Regions from separate parts of the Mus musculus genome. Here region 1 is linked to region 2. Evidence: chromatin loops called from intact Hi-C (ENCODE). Cell type or tissue: left cerebral cortex. All regions are shown on one strand. Links, peaks and the distances in the headings refer to the core of each region. The heading gives the core; the rest is flanking DNA. Region 1 holds the start of Tmem50a (transmembrane protein 50A). Region 2 overlaps Selenon (selenoprotein N).

The links. Peaks named below come from ENCODE experiments on the same cell type or tissue, not always from the same donor. Only the 100,000 strongest peaks of a DNase experiment are listed, where the experiment ranks them.
Region 1: a loop joins it to region 2, with 2.8 times the contacts of the local background. A loop is called at or near these places in 1 of 42 quality-filtered maps.

The regions. Positions count from the first base shown.
Region 1 is chr4:134,909,864-134,919,601 of GRCm38, forward strand. Tmem50a (transmembrane protein 50A) reads right to left here and starts at 5,053. Exons shown (of 7, transcript NM_027935.2): 1 at 5,026-5,053; 2 at 3,228-3,332. The coding sequence starts at 3,320. In left cerebral cortex, for the core only: CTCF peaks have their summits at 2,932 (motif pointing left) and 3,804 (motif pointing left); DNase peaks (open chromatin) are centred at 3,780, 4,840, 5,157, 5,505 and 1 more place; H3K4me3 peaks cover 1,825 bases; H3K27ac peaks cover 1,589 bases.
Region 2 is chr4:134,539,117-134,548,854 of GRCm38, forward strand. Selenon (selenoprotein N) reads right to left here. Exons shown (of 12, transcript NM_029100.2): 3 at 8,835-8,968; 4 at 6,365-6,574; 5 at 6,073-6,197; 6 at 5,469-5,606; 7 at 3,934-4,015; 8 at 3,597-3,785; 9 at 3,221-3,326; 10 at 1,707-1,819; 11 at 1,518-1,619; 12 at 1-673. The coding sequence ends at 500. Among named protein-coding and RNA genes, the nearest start is that of Selenon, 8.2 kb to the right of the region's middle. In left cerebral cortex, for the core only: a CTCF peak has its summit at 4,335 (motif pointing right); DNase peaks (open chromatin) are centred at 2,349 and 4,330.

The DNA.
Region 1 (9,738 bases), core at 1,513-6,512, 370 kb after region 2:
GTTTCGGATATGATTTCTTTCTTTTTTTTTTTTTTTTAAGATTTCTTTATTTATTATATATGAGTACACTGTAGCTGTCTTTAGTCACCCCAGAAGAAGGCGTCAGATCTCATTACAGATGGTTGTGAGCCACCATGTGGTTGCTGGGAATTGAACTCAGGACCTCTGGAAGAACAGTCAGTGCTCTTAACTGCTGAGCCATCTCACCAGCCCAATGATTTCTTTTTTAAAACTTACTTAATTTTACTTTATGAGCATCAGATCTCCTGGAACTGGAGTTACAGACAGGTGTGAGCTGCCATGTGCATGCTGGGAATTGAACCTGGGTCATCTGGAAATGCAGCACTCCTACCCACTGAGCCATCTCTCCAGTCCCTCTGACATATGATTCTTAAGTTTAATTTGGATATGAAATTATATATTACCTAACTAAATTTTCTTCTGGTTATGCGCATACATATTTTATTTATTTATTTATTTATTTATTTATTTATTTAATGTATATGACTACACTGTAGCTGTCTTCAGACACACCACAAGAGGGCATCAGATCTCATTACAGATGATTGTGAGCCATCATGTGGTTGCTGGGATTTGGGATTTGAACTCAGGACCTCTGGAAGAACAGTCAGTGCTCTTACCCGCTGAGCCATCTCTCCAGCCCTCTTCTGGTTATTAATTAAAGGAAAATATATAAAATAGAAACATTGGCCTGGTGGGGCATGGTGGCACATGTTTTTAATCTCAGCATTCGGGAGGCAGAGGCAGGTGGATTTCTGAGTTCGAGGCCAGCCTGGTCTACACAGTGAGTTCCAGGTCAGCCAAAGCTACACAGAGAAACCCAGTCTTGAAAAAAAAGAAAAAGAAAAAGAAACATTGGCCTGGAGAGATGGCTCAGCGGGTAAGAGCGCTGACTGCTCTTCTGAAGGTTCTGAGTTCAAATCCCAGCATCCACATGGTGGCTCACAACCATCTATACTGAGATCTGATGTCCTCTTCTGGTGTGTCTGAAGACAGCTACAGTGTACTAAGATATAATAATAAAACTTTTTTAAAAAGTAAATAAAAAATAGAAACATTAAAACTTTACATTAAAAAAAAAAAAAACCCTCACCTGGACAGAAATGTTCCGGCTGGCATTATGAGAGCTATGGATGAAACCTAGTGGTTGAGCATTGCCTGTGTGTGCAGCCCCTGGCTTCCATCCCCAGCATCACACACACAAGAAGCCATTCACCAAATCCCTGTGGGAAGCCACATGTGCCGTTGCTGAGTGGCACTGACTACTGCTGGCCACCACGCATAAGTTTGGACAAACAACCAATGTGTACATATGCAGTAAAGTTTTTTGCAAAGACACTGCCTGGCCCGGGCATGATAATGAGGTTCTGTAATGTACTGAGAGTATAACCAATCAGATGTGAGACATGCAAATGAAGTATGATAATGAGGTTCTGTAAGGTACTGAGAGAGAGTAACCAATCAGATGTGAGACATGCAAATGAGGTATGATAATGAGGCTCTGTGAGGTACTGAGAGAGAGTAGCCAATCAGATGAGGAACATGCAAATGAGGCATAGTGCATAACCAATCCGGGTGTAAGACACGCCTCTCCTAGGCCTATAAAAGCAGCACCAGTTCTGGGCTCGGGGTCTTTTCGCCTCTACAATCAAGCTCTCCCAATAAACCTGTGCAGGAGGATCCTGTTGCAGCGTTGTTCTTCCTGGCCAATCGAGCGCGTGCAAGAAATCCCAACCAATGGCTTACAAGGATATGAAAGGAGCCTCACTGCTAAGCCCAAGGAACCAGTTATTTTAAACCATCAAATTGTCTTTACCAGGTTATAGACAGATCTGTTAATGACATTCTGATTGGCTAAGAAGTGAATTGGGTGTCTCCCCCCCCCCCTTTAGTGTGGAAAGGAAAAGGAAAGGAAAGAGGCATCAGGTAAGATCTTGAACCATAACTTCAGACCCTGAGCACTGTATTTCACAGCTCAGGGTGACACACATTGCAACCCCAGCACTTGGGAAGCAGAGGCAGGATGACGGAGACCTCAAGGACGTCCTTGCCTATGAGCGAGTTCAAAGCCAACATGACCTACAGGAGATCCATCCAACCATCCATCCATCCATCCATCCAAAAAAAAAAAAACCAAAGAGCTTATGATCTTCCTAATGCTTCTCCCTACCAGATTAGGGAGAATATGAACTCTCCTGTCCTGAAAAATGGGAATATCTATCTCGACTGGTTTGGACCTGATTGTCTCGTTAATCCTTTCTTCCTTTTTTTTTTTTTTTTTTTTTTTGTTGTTTTTTTTTGTTGTTTTTCGAGACTGGGTTTCTCTGTATAGCCCTGGCTGTCCTGGAACTCACTTTGTAGACCAAGCTGGCCTCGAACTCAGAAATCTGCCTGTCTCTGCCTCCAGAGTGCTTGGGATTAAAGGCGTGTTCTACCACTGCCTGGCATCTTTCTTCCTTTTTTGAAGACAGGGTCTCACTATCTGCTCTGGCTGTCCTGGAACTCACTGTGTAGACCAGGTTGGCCTCAAACTCACAGAGATCCACCTGCCTTGGCCTCCTGAGAGCTGGGATCGAAGGTACACATCACACCTGGCCTTCTTCAACCCTTTAAGCCTTCTGCGCTTACCAAGTCAAGGAGGCATAACCCATAGAAAAAGTAAGTGCATACAAAATGTTTTATTATGACAACTATTAACACTATTAACAACCTCACAAGTCAAACATCACTGAGTAAAGTAAGTTTGGTGGTTGATTATTTTTTAAAAGGACACATTTGAAAACATTACAGATGGGAGGGGGAGGCAGGGAGGGGGTTGGAGAGATGGCTCAGCAGGTAAGAGCACCAACTGCTCTTCCAAAGGCCTTGAGTTCAAATCCCAGGAACTACATGGTGGCTCACAACCACCCATAATGAGATCTGATGCCCTCTTCTGGTGTGTCTGAAGACAACTCCAGTGTGTTTATTTATAATAATAAATAAATCTTTGGGCCAGGGCGGAGCGAGCAGAGGTCCTAAAATTCAATTCCCAACAACTACATGAAGGCTCACAACCATCTGTACAGCTGCAGTGTACTCGTATACATAAAATAGATAAATAAATCTTTAAAAAAAAAAGAAGAAGAAAAAGAAAACATCACATAACCTAAACCGTCTATACAGCCACAGATAAACACATGGAGAGCTAAGGTGTCACAAGGACTTACTAGAACGCCAGCAGCGATGGAGGCGATCGTGTTCCGCTTCTCCCCCCAGTCCATGCACTCAGAGCACCTCGAGCCTTCTAGAAATCCAGACATCTTTTCAGGTCACTAAACCAAAACCATCACAGTTAAACAAGGTCCTTCGGTTTTCTTGTTTCAAAGCTGGCTGTGTTTCTGCAAAATAACAGCTGGATGATAACCTAACACAAGTTACAGATGCGCTTTATTCCAGCTCTACTGATTTCTTCAGGATGTCTGATGCTGCTTTGGTGGGGAGTGAGGTACTAGGGATGGAGTCTACGTTTAATGTAAAACTTGGTTTTAGCTGGGACTGGGGTGGTGGCTGCCTCAGCCTGCAATCCTAGCATTTGGCGGGCTGAGACAGGAGGACTGGGCTCAGTCAGAGGGCCAGCCAGAGCTACACAGTGAGTTTCAGGCCAGTCTGTCCTAAAAAGACTAAACAAGGGGCTGATGACATGGCTCTGCAGTTAAGAGCACTGACTGCTCTTTCAGAGGTCCCAGCAACCACATGGTGGTTCATAACCATCTATAGGGGGATCTGGCGCCCTCTTCTGGCCTGCGGATGTACAGGCAGCACAGCACTCATAAATAAATACAAATTAAGACAAGAAAACAAAACAAAATCAGGATGGTCTTAGCATATTTACATAATATGAATGAAGGTGATTACCTTAACCTTAAACAAAAATGTACTGTCACAAAAATGACATCTCCTCAAAGATGTCACATTTTATTATTTCAAGTCCACTAGTTCTTTAAGTGAGGGCAATGATGCTTAGCCCTCCACAGCTGCTTTCTAAACCTTAAGCTCCCTACTAAAGGTTCCTATTTGATTTTAATAATAAGGACATGATAGACTTTGGTTTTAAGGTAAAAATGTAAACTTGGATGGAAAATACTTCCTCTAGGAATCTGCACATTTTATCCTACATCTGTGTCTTTCATGCCCAGATTAAGAAGAGAACGGCTCAACTTCGGGCTTTATTTCTATTTCGTTTTTTCTCCACTATTTGTCCCTTCACCAAGCCTGCCTTCGGATGTCATTACTTTGTAAAGGGCACTCATCTTACTATCCCTAACTCTGCTACTGATGCTGTTTGTACATTCCCCACAAAAAAGGGCAGGCCTGAAACGAATTCAGACTTAAATAAAGAACGTGCAGTCAAATTACCACGGTCAGCCGAAATTGTCTTAAATCCCATAAAACCCTCCTCCTTCAAGTTCAGCTGTGCAGACCCAGCCGGAGAAACGTAACTCATCTTAATTTCACAGATAAAACCTGAATTAAATACAACTCGCTCACAGTGAACACCCCAGATCTCACATGACTCCCTAAGGAAGGCGATTTCAGTTTTAGCCGCCTCTAAACAAGCTAAAGGGAAAAACTGATAGACTTTTGTGATGAGTTCGGGTCTGAAAATACACTCGTTTTTATCTAATGATTGGAAAGAAAAGCAACCCACTATGTGTAATTGTCGGTTCCCCCAATGGCCCACCCGAGTCCATTTTTCGTTGCACAATTCTTTGACATTTTCAAAGGCAGACCCGCCCTGCAGACTGGAGGAACAGGGCGCGGTTACGCGTGGGCCGAACCCCGACGCGCCACCGTCGGATGAGCGTGCCCAGCTCCACAGTTCTGGGGAAGAGTCCCCGCCACAGGAAGCGGCCCCGCAGGTCGCGGGATCTCAGCCCCGGCGGCGGCGGCGTCCAGGAGCTGGGGCACGGCCACTGCCGCGAGTTCGAGCCCGGCCCGCTGCTCCGCCCTCCCGTCCGCACTCACGTCCAAGTCCGGAGTTGGGAGTCGCGGCGCGTTTGGTAGCCTCGGTTTACTCCAGTTCTGCAAGAAAACAAAACAGCCACAGGCAATCAGACTCCCGGATGTCGATGTGCCGGTCCGCCCCCGAGTCAGTGCGCATGCGGATCGAGAGCGAAGGGCGGATCCCTGGGGTGCAGCCTATGGGCCACGCCCACCGCGCCGACAAGTCTGTGGGTTACCCGGACTCCCTTGTCACTGTGAGAAATGCTAGAGTGGAGCCTGTCTTCTGGGATGGGACCAAGGAAGGGAGGCAACAGTCCACCTGTACTGTTTGGTTTTGTTGTTGTTGTTACACTTTTTAAAATGTATTCTTCTTGTCATTGTGTAGAGATCAGACAGATCACCCACCCTCCAAGAGTGGTCCTTCTTTTCCTTTCGTCATATGGGTCCCAGGAATCAAACTCAGGTTATTTGACTTAGCAGCAAGTACCTGCTTTACCTGCTGAGCCATTTTTCCGGCCCGATGGTGACTTTAAGAGGGCTGGCATGGCCCTGCTGTCATCTCATGTTCACGTGGGTGGCAGGTAGTCAGGAGCCTGTGGCACAGAAGGTGGTTGGGTGGCTCACTGCCTTGCAGGAGGGATCATCTCTCCGGTCCCCAGCATGAAATCTATGTAGCTTTTGTTGAGAGGGGGAATTAGCTGATTAGTATTTGAAACTATACAATACCCCCTCCACACAACCCCCCTTCCCTCCTCCCCCGCCCCCCCGACTGTGCCTGAACCCAGGGCTCTACCACTCAGTCCAGGTTCTAGACCCATAACCTATTTAACTTTTACATGTTTTACATGATGAGTATTTTGCTTGCATGCACATCTGTGCGCCACTGTGCACTGTGCTGGCAGAGGCCAGAAGAGGTGCCTGGAACTGGAATTACAGCTGTTGTGAGCTACCGTGTGGGTGTAGAGAACTGAACCTGGGTCGTCGAGAGAACAGCCTGCACTCTGAATCATCGCGTCATCTTTCCAGCAACTCCAGGACCTATTTTTAAATGGACACATTTCTTAGCCCTAGAGATTAAAGGTTTATTGTGACTGGCTAAAGACTGGTTAATGTCTCAAGGTCAGGCAGTGCTCCCCCAGCCCTGTGTGTGTGTGTGTGTGTGTGTGTGTGTGTGTGTGAGCGCGCGTGTGTGCACATGTGTGTGCATGTAGGCATTTATTTCTTTAGTTGCTATTCTGGACCTCCCCATGCTAAGTTGACATTCTACCTCTGACCTCTGAGCCATCTCTCCAGGTCTTTTGCTTTTGTTTTTGTTTTTTCCCAACATGGTTTCTCTGTGTAGCCTTAGTTTTCCTGAAATTTGTTCTCTAGGCCAGGCTGGCTGGCCTTGATCTCAGAGATCTGCCTGCCTCTGCTTCTCAAGGGCCAGGATTAAAGGCCCACACTACCACCACCACCACCACCAAACCCAAATGCAGATCTTAATGAAAACTTTTAAATGTCTATTCATATTTTTTAACTGCTCTTAGTAAAGCTTCTACGAAGCTAAGTTCTGCAATGAAATCTTGCTGGAGGTCTGCTGGAGCTATTGGGTCCTGTCTGGGTAGAGCTCAGGGTTGGGTGAAGCTCCTAAGTCAAGATGCAGGACTATTGAAGCCACCGGGGCAGTGGAGGTGAAGGGCAGGCCACGGTCCACAGGGACAAACAGCCAAAGCTCCTTCTTCTTTGCGTTGTCTCTACTTCTTTACTGGCTGTATTAGTTACGTTGCTGTTTTTGTGATAAAATACCTCACTCAAAGCAACTTATAGGAGGTTATTTGGAATATAGTTCTGGAGGGAGGAATCCATCATGGGGCCAGGGATGTGACAGCAGGTGACCGGCACAGTGCTTTGAGCAGGAAGCTAGGGGCTTACATCTTCAACCCCAAGCATGAGGTAGGGCTGGAGACTTGGAATGGGGCAAGGATTTATAATCTCATGTCCTACCCCTAGTCACATACTTCCTTCAGCTGTACCACCTACGCCTCCCCAAACCACGCCGCCATCTGGGAACCAAATATCCAAATATCCAAGACGATGGGGGACATTTTTTATTCTGTTATACAGACCAATCTATATGAGTGGGTTCAGCCCCTGTGCATGGTACTCCATGAGACTATGAAGGAAGCTATCCAAAAGAGACCTGTACTTAGGTCAAACATCCTACAAGCCTGACTGGCAAGTCTGACTGGCAGGTCCAGGGCGAGATTATTCTGGGCTAAATAGCCCTGCTAAATAGCCACTTACTGCCTATCTCTGTTTGACTGGCATTCTTGAGACAAGCAGTTAAAATCCTCTTTGGAATATGCAGACACCACTTTCAGTTCCTCTTGGCTACCCATTGGCTACCCATGTTGTTGAGGTAGGCTGTTAGAATTACCAACCATCTGTGCAGTTCTGCCATGCATCCACCCGTCCCTTTGCCCATCTGGACCATGTCCTGCCCTTCACCTCCTCTGCCCTGTTGGCTTCAATAGTCCTGCATCTTGACTTGGGAGCTCGGCCCCGCCCTGAGCTTCAACAGACCTCCAACAGGGCTTCACTATCTTATTTCCACAGAGGAGTTATCTGCTCTATTATCAGCCTTCTGCTTATCTCTTCTTCTTCTTCTTCCCCCCCCCCCCCCCAGTTTTTTGAGACAGGGGTTTCTCTGTATAGCCCTGGCTGTCCTGGAACTCACTTTGTAGACCAGGATGGCCTCGAACTCAGAAATCTGCCTGCCTCTGCCTCCCGACTGCTGTGCCACCACACTCGGCTCTGCTTATCTCTTCTTCAGTGTCTCTCAAACACCTTAGACTCAGCTATGACCTCTTTAACCCTCTGTGGGCCTTCTGTAACCTACATACAGACATATATAGATTTACTGCATTCTGTGTGTTGTATGACTGAGAGTTATTATTAGCAGTTAAGATTGTTGTAAAGACCAGGCAGTGGTGACCCATGCCCTTTAATTCTGGCACTTGGGAGCTAGAGGCAGGAGGATCTCAGTGAGTTCAAGGCCAGTTTGGTCTATAGAACAAGTTCCAGGACAACCAGAAATACACAAAGAGAAACCCTGTGATAAAAGTAAAGAAAAAAAAAGAGGAGCTGGAGAGATAGCTCAGCAGTTAAAAGTGTTATTGATAAATATGGGCTGGAGAGATGGCTCAGTGGTTAAGAGCACTGACTGCTCTTCCAGAGGTTCTGAGTTCAAATCCCAGCTACTACATGGTGGCTCACAACCATCTGTACTGTGATCCAATGCCCTCTTCTAGTGAGTACTCACATATATGAAACAAACAAACAAACAAACCTTTAAACAAGAAAAAAAGAAAATTGGCATAAAGGAGCCTGCGTGTAGGCCTGGAGAGATAGCACAGTTAATACCTGTCAGCCTCCTGACAAGAAACTCATAGCTTCTGAATTTGCTGTTATTCCACGAGTTCTGAAAAGCTGGCAAGGCCTGATGTGTCCATCTCTGCTTCTGACCGAGTGTACTGATAATGGCCATGTGTTGATGCGAGTGTGAGGCCCGCCTGTCCCTTTCAGAATAGCCTGTTTGTTGTAGGTTATTTGATCACACTGTGAGCCCTGAGCTTGTGTTATTTACCGGAACAACTTGTTCTTAGGTGTGGTTTGGCTCATCCTTAGCACACAGCTCTGATCCCAGCCCTTTCTGATTGACGCTTGTAAACAGGACTAAATGAGGTTAACCTCGGGTCTAAAGCGGGGGCAAGCAGCCAGCTGACAGGAAGCCAACATGAGCTTATTTAGAAAAACGAAACTGTAGAGCATAAGAGGGAGCCAGGGTGCTGGATGGGGATGGCATACAGGAAATAGATGGGGAGGACATTGAGTTTGAAAGTTTTTTGGGTGAGAGAGGAGAATCATTCTGGAAAGTCTCTAGAGGAGGAAGGTCAGCGGGGCGGGGGGTAGGGGGGCTCTCTCTGCCTCTGAGCTACCAGGCCTTCACCCAGCATTTAGGTCCTGGTCTTTACTGGTAAAGTCCAACGAATGAGATTTTGTCTAAAAAAAAATAAAAAGCAAGCAGCTGGGTGGTGGTAGCGCACGCCTTTAATCCCAGCACTTGGGAGGCAGAGGCAGGCGGATTTCTGAGTTTGAGGCCAGATGGTCTACAAAGTGAGTTCCAGGACAGCCAGGGCTATACAGAAAAACCTTGTCTCAAAAACAAAAAACAAAACAAAACAAAAAACAAAAAAAACCCAAAAAACAAACAAACAAACAAACAAAAAGAACCCACCAAAAAAACAAAAACAAAAACAAAAACAAAAAAACCCAACAAAAAAACCCAACAGCTTCGGTGTGAGGTCTTATCTCTCTTTTTCTAATTAAAAATGTGTCTGAGCCAGGTAATGGTGGCACACACCTTTTAATTCCAGCACTCAGGAGGCAGAGTTTATGCTGATCTCTGTGAGTTCAAGGCTATCCTGGTCTGAAGAGCAAGTTGCAGGACAGCCAGGGCTACACAGAGAAACTGTCTTGAAAAACAACAACAACAAAAAAAAGTAAAAAACAAACAAACAAACAAAAGTTAAAAAAAAATGTGTGTCTAGTGCCTTCAGAGGTCAAAAGGTGTCTGATTCCCTGAGACTGGCGTTACCAATGGTTCTGAGCCACCACATGGGTACTGGAAACTGAACTTGGGTCCTTTGGAAGAGCAAGCAGCACATGATTTTTCCAAGATAGGGTTTCTCT
Region 2 (9,738 bases), core at 1,677-6,676:
ATGACCCTAGCTGGGAGCACTGTGCACAGAAGGCTACCTAGGGATGGCCAGCATAGAAGGCTCCAAGCAGGCATAGCGCTGGCAGCTTGGCCCCGAGCCCAGCTCTTTTAATTCCTTTGGCTTGAAAGGGGAGCCTAGAAAGAAGGGACCTTTCCAGTCCACTCCCTATTCACACCGAGGTCCTGAACTACACTGTGTGGTCCAGGGAGGTCTCCCCAGACCCCTTTTGGGGGGACTCGAAGAAGCTCTTGGAGCCAGATGGGCTGCTAGTGGTAGCCGGATTAAGCTCAGTCACATGACCGGGCAGACAGGCCCCCTCATCTGGCCACCATCCCTCAGGATTTATGAAAGTGACAGCCTCAGATGACCCTGGACCTCTCTAGGCAGCCTGGGGATGAGGTAGGGACCACTTCCAGTTTGAAACAGACTCCGGGCACCGTGGCTCCAAGGCGCGTGGATTCTGTCTGCTGGCTTTTTACCAGGTCCAGGTCCTCTAGGACTAGGGCTGGAGGAGGGGCAGGCCCCGCCGGAGTCCTTCCCTCAGGAACTGCATGTAGGTAGCTGTGGACGGGTCCTCAAAGCTGGATGAGAAGCTGAAGACGTTATTATTCTCCATGTCTTCAGGCTTCATGGAGGTGATGTCAAGGAAGTAGTTGGCATTGATGTGGTGGACCTAGAGGAAGGACTTGGTGAAGAGAACTGGGGAGGCCACAGGCCACATGTAACCAGGTCAGCTCCGCCTCCACCAGCTTCAGGCAATCACACTGAGGATGTACTGCCTAGAGATGCCCAGGTTAGGTCATTCCATTTTTCATCAGCTCCCAGGGTAGGAACCAGTAACCTGGGCCTTTCCTCCCTGACTCCCTAATACCTCCAAGAATTTTCTCACCAGAGCTTGGGCCAGCAGAAGCTTCAAGTTCACTGTTTCCTCTCCCATCCAGCCCCAGCTCCCACTCCTGGCTACCACGTACTAAGGGCTGGTCAGCTCACTCCCCTCCTCTAGCCCTGCCCTCCCACTCCTGCAAAACTGACACTGAAGATGGGGCAGCTATTCAGAGTGGGAGCTGACTCTACCAGTCTGAAAATGGGCACGTTTTCCAAAGCCATCTCTCCAGTCCCAGTGGCAGATTCTTGGTTCCACTTCGTTCTCTGTCTCTAGGGCCTTTACGCAGGCACGTTCCACTCAAACCCTCTGCAACCTGATGCCAGACCCTCTAAGCAGCCCACAGAGAGAAGGGGACCCTTGGCTCAGGCCAGGCCATCTATTCCTCTCTACCCTCTTTCCCTGGCTGAAGTGGTCCAGGGAGACCTTCCCTTGGGCCATGTTTTGTCCACTGAACTGACAAGGTTCCCTGGGGGGGGGGGGTGACGACGGACATGTCTGGCTCTGTTGCTGTACTAAGAGCCTTGCTGTACCCTCCCCAAAGCACCTCTGAAGTCTGCTCAGGGTCACTGTGCCAGGGATGGAGACCACCCCTTGTGTCCCTGCCCGCTGTTCACTGTCGCTGGGGACCTACCACAGTGCCGTTGGGCAGACAGATCATCATCTCTACAGGAAAGCTGTACTTCTCCAAGTGCAGGCCTGCCAGCTGCCTGTGGAGTGGGTTCTCCTGCTGGGTCTGTGGAGACAATGATACTTCCTGGTATCTGGGCCCAGTGCTGTCGTGGGGACTCCCACAGGCCGCTCCCCCTGATCCCTTGCTCACCTGCAGGTCTTCTAGCTCCTTTACCAGGGACCAGGTACTGATGAAGCTCTCATTGAGGAGAGTGAGGATGGGCGGGCTTTCCAGGACAGTCTCCCGGAGAGTCCGCCCGGAACCTGTTCAGGGTAAGGCCAAGGGTGAGTAGCCCTGATTTTACAGCAATGACCTCAGCTTAGGTAAATTCCGTGGGGTTTTGGAATGTCTCCACACCCAGGTGAAGTAACAGGTTAAAAGAGTAGACAGAAGCTAGGAGTGGTGGCACACACCTGTATCCTAGCACTCAGGAGGCTGACCACAAATTCAGGGCCAGCCTGGGCTACATGGTGAGTGAGTTATAGGCTAGCCTGAGCTACAGACTGAGAGCCTGTCTCAAATGAAAAGCCAAGAACAGACTCTCAAGGAGTAGATGCTGAAGGAGGAAGTTGTAGGATCAGCATGGACAAACTGGCACGCCGAGCTGCAGCTGGGGGTGGCCCAGGGCCTGGTCACAGTGACCGATTCTCTCTCTCTCTTTTCTTTCTATTTTCTTTTAAATAAAAAGGTTTTTTTTTTTTTTTTTTTTTTTTTTTTTTTTTTTTTTTTTTTTAATGTGCTCGGCGTTTTGCCTGCATGTGTGGCTGTATAAGGACATCAGATCCTCTGGAACTGGGAATCATAGACAGTGGTGAGCTTCCACGTGGGCGGTGGGAATTGAACCCACGTTCTCTGGAAGAGCAGCCAGTGCTCTTAACCACTGAGCCATCTCTCCAGTCCCAGTGGCAGATTCTTGATTCCACTTCGTTCTCTGTCTCTAGGGCCTTTACACAGGCACGTTCCACTCAAACCCTCTTCCTCCTGTCATGTGACACACCACTACGCCACCTCTCACCATCCTAGGTTAAATGTCACTTTCTCCAAGAGGCCTCCCAGCTTCTCTTCTGTTACCCCACTTTGCCTTGCACACAGCTCGCTGCCCTGGGGTTACCTGCCCTGCATGTGTCTACACCACACTGGGATAATGCGTAGCTACGGCAGGGACCCATAATGTTGGCTGGGTGACAAGATTAAGGCAGGGGCATTGCTTATCTCATCTTTGAGCTAACTGTTAGATACTCAGAGAACTTTCCAGAAGGTCCTTGGCGGTCATTCTGGATAAGAAACCCAAGCCCAGCTTCTGGTACTGTCTCCTCTCTCACATGTAGATTTTACTTGACAGAATACACGATATGATGACACCCGATACCACGACTGGTATGCTCTGCCCACTTCATGGTTGAGAAAACTGAGACTCAGGGCAAGGATGTTGCTTGGTCAAGGTCACTAAATTAAAATGGCCAAGCATGAACACATCTGCCTGGCCTTTTTCCTACACTTTGGCATTGTCTTCTAGGCTCACCCAAGTACTGCAAGTGACCCTGGGACCTCAGTGGCCCAAGTCCTCATGGCTCCAAGTCTTGTTTGTCCCAGAGCCTCTTGTAACCTAGCCATAGGTATGAAACCCCCCGCTTCCCCTTAGAGCTGACCAGGGCTTCCCTCACCTCAGCAGGACTGGTCGTCCAGGGCCCCCCACAGCAAGATGGAATGAACAAGTTTCTTCTCAGCTCTGGCTCTGTCAAAGGCCTCCGTGAACGGCAGGTAGTTGACCTGTGGTCAAACCAAGACAAGCTACTGAGCGGCCGAGGCCCTGTTTGTGGTTGTGCCAGTGAAGTATTTATGTGTGTGTGTGTGTGTGTGTGTGTGTGTGTGTGTGTGTGTGAAGGGGCATAGCTGAGCCATGTGAGCCTTCTCCAAGCTCAGAGGAGCAGAAGGGACTGCTGTGCCCCAACGGTCCAGCACAGTAGCATGACTAGACCAGAGTTCTCAGCCTTGGCCTCCATCAAGGAGTCTTGCTCTGGCCTTCACGTTCAGCCTCACCTTCTTGAAGGGATACATGGCCACCTCCAGGCGCCGGGCAGCCTCTTCCCAGCTCAGCTCCTGATGCCACTTGATCTCCTCAAACACAAACTGGAGGGGTTCTCCTGAGGGCAGGCGGCTGTCAATCATGTTGCCGTCCTCATCTAGGATCACAGAGGGCACCGAGGGGCCCACAGCCTCCAGCTCCATCTGGGCCGGAAGTCAGTGGTGAGGGGTGTCTCAGAGAAGGGCCCTGAGAAACCTCCAGGGACGCTCTACTCTGCAGAAGTGGGGAGACGGGGCTCAGGGCAAGGCCTTGCAGCTGGACATATCTGGGTGGGGGCACCTGAGTGTTCACCTGGGGGACGTAGCCAATGTCCACCTCCATGTTGCTGGTCTCACTGGCCCCATACAGCCACTCCATGTCCACATTCAGGGACCTGAGGATGGCCAGGGTAAAACAACGTCACCATCAAAGCCCAGGTGACATCTTGTTTAATGCAAGCAGCTGAAGACACAGGGAGTTTGACAGCAGAGCCTGGGCCAGGCCTGGATAGTGCACAGGGCTCTCATAGCACGACCCATAGACTTCTCCTGACCCTTTGTGGCAGAGACAGGGGCAGTGCCCCGCTGCAGGACACAGGATGAGGCAGCAGTAAGACCCAGGTTGGAGCTGAGGCCCAGGACCTCCCGGCTGACTCACCCACAGAGCTCAGAAGTCTGGCTTGCTCAGTGCAGTCTGAAAGTCTGCCACACGGGGGAGCCCCAGGACCACCAAGCAATAGTCTCTGCAAAGTGACTGAACACCCTCAGAGGTGTCCCTGGGACCTGAATCTTAGACAGTCCTAGAAGCAGTAGATCCTGGCTAATCGTCTACCCTCTGTGTTATTTGGTTCTTGAATCAGGTACACTGGTGCCAGCTTCTGCCCAGAACTGGGTTCAACTCATGAAGGGGGTAGGTAGAACACCATGTCTCTGCCCTGCCCCTCTAGAGAGGGAGAGAAAGCACTCTAGTAAGTTCAGGCTCTCCCAACTATTGTTACCCCTGATCCATGGGTAAAACAGTCAGTCTTCTACCAGAACAGTGGGGAAACTGAGGCCCAGAGAGGGCCAGGGCCTTGCTCACAGCCACACAGCCCCCTGCTACCAAGAACAAATTTTGCATTGGGGCCTCAGGACTTCCAGCTCTTGCACAAGACACCATGGGCCTGCTTAAAGTCTACTTGCTATCAGGGAAGACTCTTGCCTCCCTACCCCCACCCCCCACCCCCCGCCAACACTCCACCCCTTGTCCCCAGATCTGCTGATGGGGCTGACCCAGAACAGACAAATAACTAGAGTAACAGTTGTCCCAGAAGTCCCACCAAGACCCTATGATGTCTGCCTTCTCTCAAGCCCATATATGTATTATTTCCTTCCCTCCCCAAGGATTTTGACTAGATGCCACCTCCTCTGGGAAGCCTCCCTGGATTACCATGGGCCCTGCCCAGCTGCTGACCTTCCATGGTGGCACAAGTAGGTGAGGTTCCATGTCTAGGAGGACAAGAGAAACTGAGTCTAGGGAGGACCTACAGCAGCAGTGGGACAATAGCAAAGACCCCAGCTGGCTTGCTTGGCCCTAGGGCCTTGGCTCTGTGTTGAGGTGGAGGTGGAGGGAGTGCCAAGTGCCTGGAGATTATCTGAGAAGATGGTAGGACTGCTCAGCGGTCTCCTGCTGCCTCTTCTTGGTCACCAAGTGGTGGCACTGGGGATTGAGGGAAGGGCAGAGACTGAAGAGTTTATGTGCCCCCTGATTTCTGAGCTCAGGGATAATAGTAGTAGCAGCAGCAGCAGCAGCAGCAGCAGCAGAACACAGGAGAAGGGTGCTGAGGCTGTGCCAGGGCTAGCTCCTACCTGTGATTGGGCACAAACAGCCTGAAGTCACGGATGTGTGTAGCATCTTTGGATAAGATGATATGGCCGGTGAACTGGCCGGGCGAGAACCAGAAGGGGAAGTCAGGAGGCTCGCTGAGCTGAAACTCCGCGTGGATCCTGTAGGGAATGGAGTTTGCTAAGCCTGGATCCCTCCCCAGTCTCTCCCAGAGCCCGGGGAGCCGTGGCCAGACTCCTGTGTGGTCAGAGTCAAGGAGAAAGCAGGAGATACCACCAATGTCACTCCTCTAAAAGGCTCTGTGCCATCTTCCTTAGAAGCCTTGCCCCAACCCTCTCTGCCATCCTTCTCCAGAGTGTGTGTGTGTGTGTGTGTGTGTGTGTGTGTGTGTATTTCATACCCTGGCCCTGTGTGTGAATGACACCATCCTGGTCACCAGCTAATTCCAGCTCAGGGCTAAGCAAGTTCCAGACACCTCTCACCAAATCTGTAGGAAGTTACTACTCCCCTGACCCACCGAGGAGGAAACAGATGCTCAGAGAACCGAAGCCCAACAGGGAGGGAGGTGGTAAAGTTGGGGGTCTCTGGCTTGGCTTTCTCCTACACTTCAAGCACAGTGACACTCACCGGAACATCACGGTGTAGTAGGAATCGCTGATGGCAGTCAGACAGGCCACGGTGCCCTGAGGGGCAAAGCGGGTCTTCACGAAGGGGCGTGGATGGAACATGCTTAACAGGCGATGGATGATGACCTAGGGCGGCAGTAAGATCCTAGCTGGTTTGTCAGCTCTGGACCCGAAGGCCCCAAGAGGGAGACTGAGGGGGAGGGATGCCTGGTTCTTGGGTCCAGGTTCCGATAGAAATGGCCACTCCCAAGGTGGCTCCAGGCAGAAGTTGCATCTCCCAGTGCTGTCCTTACCTCCTTGCCCTTGGGCGGTGGTGGGTAGAAGCGGTTGTTGGACAAATAGCCCGTGAAGACGCTCAGCTCCCCGGGGATAATCCACCAGGGCTGGCCCAGCTCCTGACCTGGAGGGGGCAGGAAGGGCCGGAAGTGGCGGGCAGCAAACGCTGCACTCGGCGAGGCTGCTGTGGTCCAGTTGCGGAGGCCGGACAGAGCGAGGCGGGAGACCTGGGATGGGGAAGCCAAGGCTCTAGGATGCCCTGTCGGTGTCCCTCAAGGCCAGCTAGACTATAGTCTGGGACAGGAGAGGGAGCATGGGAAAGGTCTCAGAAATGGCCACAAGCTTAGACTGTCCTGCTAGAGAGAGGCGCACCTCACACACAACCTGCCCTGGTTTCAGTGGCTTTCTGGGCCCAGCCCAGGCCCGGGGCAGCATATGCAGGGTGGGCAGCTGTGTAGCTGGAGATACTACCTGGCCTAGAACAGGGTGGTGGAGCAGGTCCCACCCCCAGCCTCTGCATAAGCCTCCAACCAGTCCCAGGTGCCAGACCCTGCCTCAGGCTGCTGGCTCCCTCAGGCATGCCCGTTTCCCATTCCCTAACCCTGGGTGTCCCCCAAACTACAGCTGACCAGAATTTGGACTTGCTGTGGAGTCTGACGAAAGAGGAAAGTGAAAAATGGAGAAAACTCCAGCGTTAAGAGCAGAAGGAAGATCACCGCCAGAGAAGGCCCTGCCTCGAGTCACCAGCCACATCATACTTAACCCATCATGCAAGGCCTGCCCTCCTCTGTCTCTTCCAGCTGAAGTGTGTGTGTGTGTGTGGTGTGTGTGTGTGTGTGTGTGTGTGTGTGTGTGTGTGTGTGTATGTGTGCAGAACTGATTTGCCAGCAGCTGCAGAGCTATCTACACATGCCTTGGAGCTCAGAGGCAGGATGGTGGTCCCCTCTTACAGCTCTTCCATCGGCAGCACCTCTGTGACCTTAGGGATTGTAAGCACCTGTCTGCATACGCTCTCTGCAGGTGCTGTGCCCCTTGAAGCATCATTACCAGGACAGGGGAGTGTCATCCCCTTAGGGATGCAGACCACTGAGAAAGCGCCAATCCTTGCTGGACAGCAGGCTCCTCCCTCCCTCTCCACCTCTGCTGTGCGAAAAGAACTTAGAGAGAGGCAGGAGGAGGAACGGTCCGGTCTGGAGAGCTCCCATCCAGAGGCCTCTAACAGACAGGTTCTCAAAGGAGGGTTGGGCTGAGAGGCCTGCCTTGCTGGCCGGTCTGGGTTCTGGACACTGCCCTAACTCCCTGGGCAGGGACATCACCTTCAATCCCTCCTCCATTCCAGGTCTCCCCAAGAAGGTCAAAGCTGTGTCTCCACTTACAGAAGTCCCCCTGACATGCCCCTGCACACCTCAATGCTTTGGGTCCCAAGCGGTTGTTGTGTCCTCTTACAGCCCCTATTTGGGCAAACAGCACACCAAGCACTGGACCCCTGCCAGGAGTTTGAGTCACCTGCTCTGCTCCACACCCCACCCTTTCTTCCTCTCTATCATCCATTCTGTTCCCTTCCCCCCATTCCCCTGCCTCTACCCACTCCAGGAACTGGTCTGTTTACACACACACACACACACACACACACACACACACACACACACACACACACACACCACCCCCATCTCCAGCCTGGAGAACACAAATCTAATTTCACAATCAACCCACTGAGACATTTGGCTTCTGCAAAACAAAGGCTAGAAGTCAGGCAAAGAGACCCTCAGGAATCTAGACGCCTTTGCAGACTCATTAGCCAGCATGCCACTCAGAGGCCCTGGGCCAGCCACACCTGCCCTCTGGCCTGCCCGCCCGCCTCCTTTTGCAGCAGGCTGGAGTTTAGGCAGAAGAGGAGCTTTGCCGAGCAGGTCTAGGCTGGGCATGGAGCAACGGCTGAGTGTGGCAGAGGGAACGGTGGGTAGGAAGGTGAGAAACAACCCAATAACTAGGAAGAAAAGCCAGAGGATGTGGGCGGAGAGGTGACAGCCACTTGGGGGGGCAGGGCATGACCCTGCAATGGGCTCTCTGTGTTCTCAGGGCCTTAAGCTGTGAAGAAGCTGGCAACACAAGCACCGGCCTGCCTCCCCCCTCCTCTCCCTCAGGGGCTCATTCTCACCACAGTCCCCTCTAGGAGCTGAATGTGCAACAGGTCATGGGCATTTGACAGTGCACCTGCCACATGCCAGGGGTTGGCTACAGGTCCAAGAAATGGATCAGTAGAAAGTACCCACCACGTAGGCTCCTTCTCTAGCTCGCCCCCATCCTGGGGACAGCCTGTCAGCTGTCACCCCTGCCAGAAAACTCTCCCAACTTCCCTGAGTAGGGAAGGGGCTTCTGCAGCTCCCTCCTGCTCTCCCAGCTGAGCACAGGCCTGTCCTCAGGAGCAAGTGTACACAGGCCTTGTCACCAGTGGTCCCCCTGTGCCATAACCCAGCCCCGACTCACCCCTAGGAAGCCATCTTTGCTTTTGGTCATGGTCTCCATGAGCAGAGGCTGGAATCGGGCTTCTATGGTAAGAGTCTCCTCGCTGGGGTCATGGGGCAGTTCCTCCTCCTCGTAGTTGGCCACAGGAACTGACCCTATGGGACAGAGGTGACTGGAGAGGCCCTGCCTTTGGACACCAAGCCTCAATTCTCTCAGGATGCCTATGACGAGGGATCTAGGCTTGGGACAGAGCTGATAACTAAGTCACCACGCACAGCGAGCGGTCTACTTTCCCCACAGCCCGGAAGCAGATGATGTCACTAGCAACTCCATTTCACAAATAAGTGGAGATGACGTCACTTCCCCATTGTCACATACTCGGCAAGGGGGGGAGTCAGGACTCCAAGCCAGGCCTGTGTCACTCTGAATCCATGATCAGTTACGTATGATCCACTTCTGGATCTTAGGCTACTGTGAGGGAACGCAGTCAAGGGGAGCTTAGCAAAAAGAAAAGCAAGTCACAGCCTGACGTCATTGGATGAGCACGGGTGGGCGGAGCAGACTTGATCTGTCTCTCCCTGATCTTTTGGCTGGCTTGGCTTCCCTGCATGAGGAGTTTAGGGCTGGCGGATTTCTCAGCTATCCCATAGGGAGACGCCAAGTTCCTCATATTCTCCCTGTGGGTGGAGCCACGATGTAGGGTTAAGGAGAGAAAAATCAACTTTGAAAGCAATGACAGAATGAAGCACGCTAGCCTGCCCTACAGACTCCAGAGGATGGAGGGAGGTACAGAGACAATTTCTGGCACTTGGTGGCACTGGTGACTAGCCAAGCTGAATGGGGCACATCAGAGGCACCTCTCAATCAGAGTCATCACAAGTTCCCGGGCTGCCTGGTCACCCTGCAGCCGTTCAGAGCCCACCTC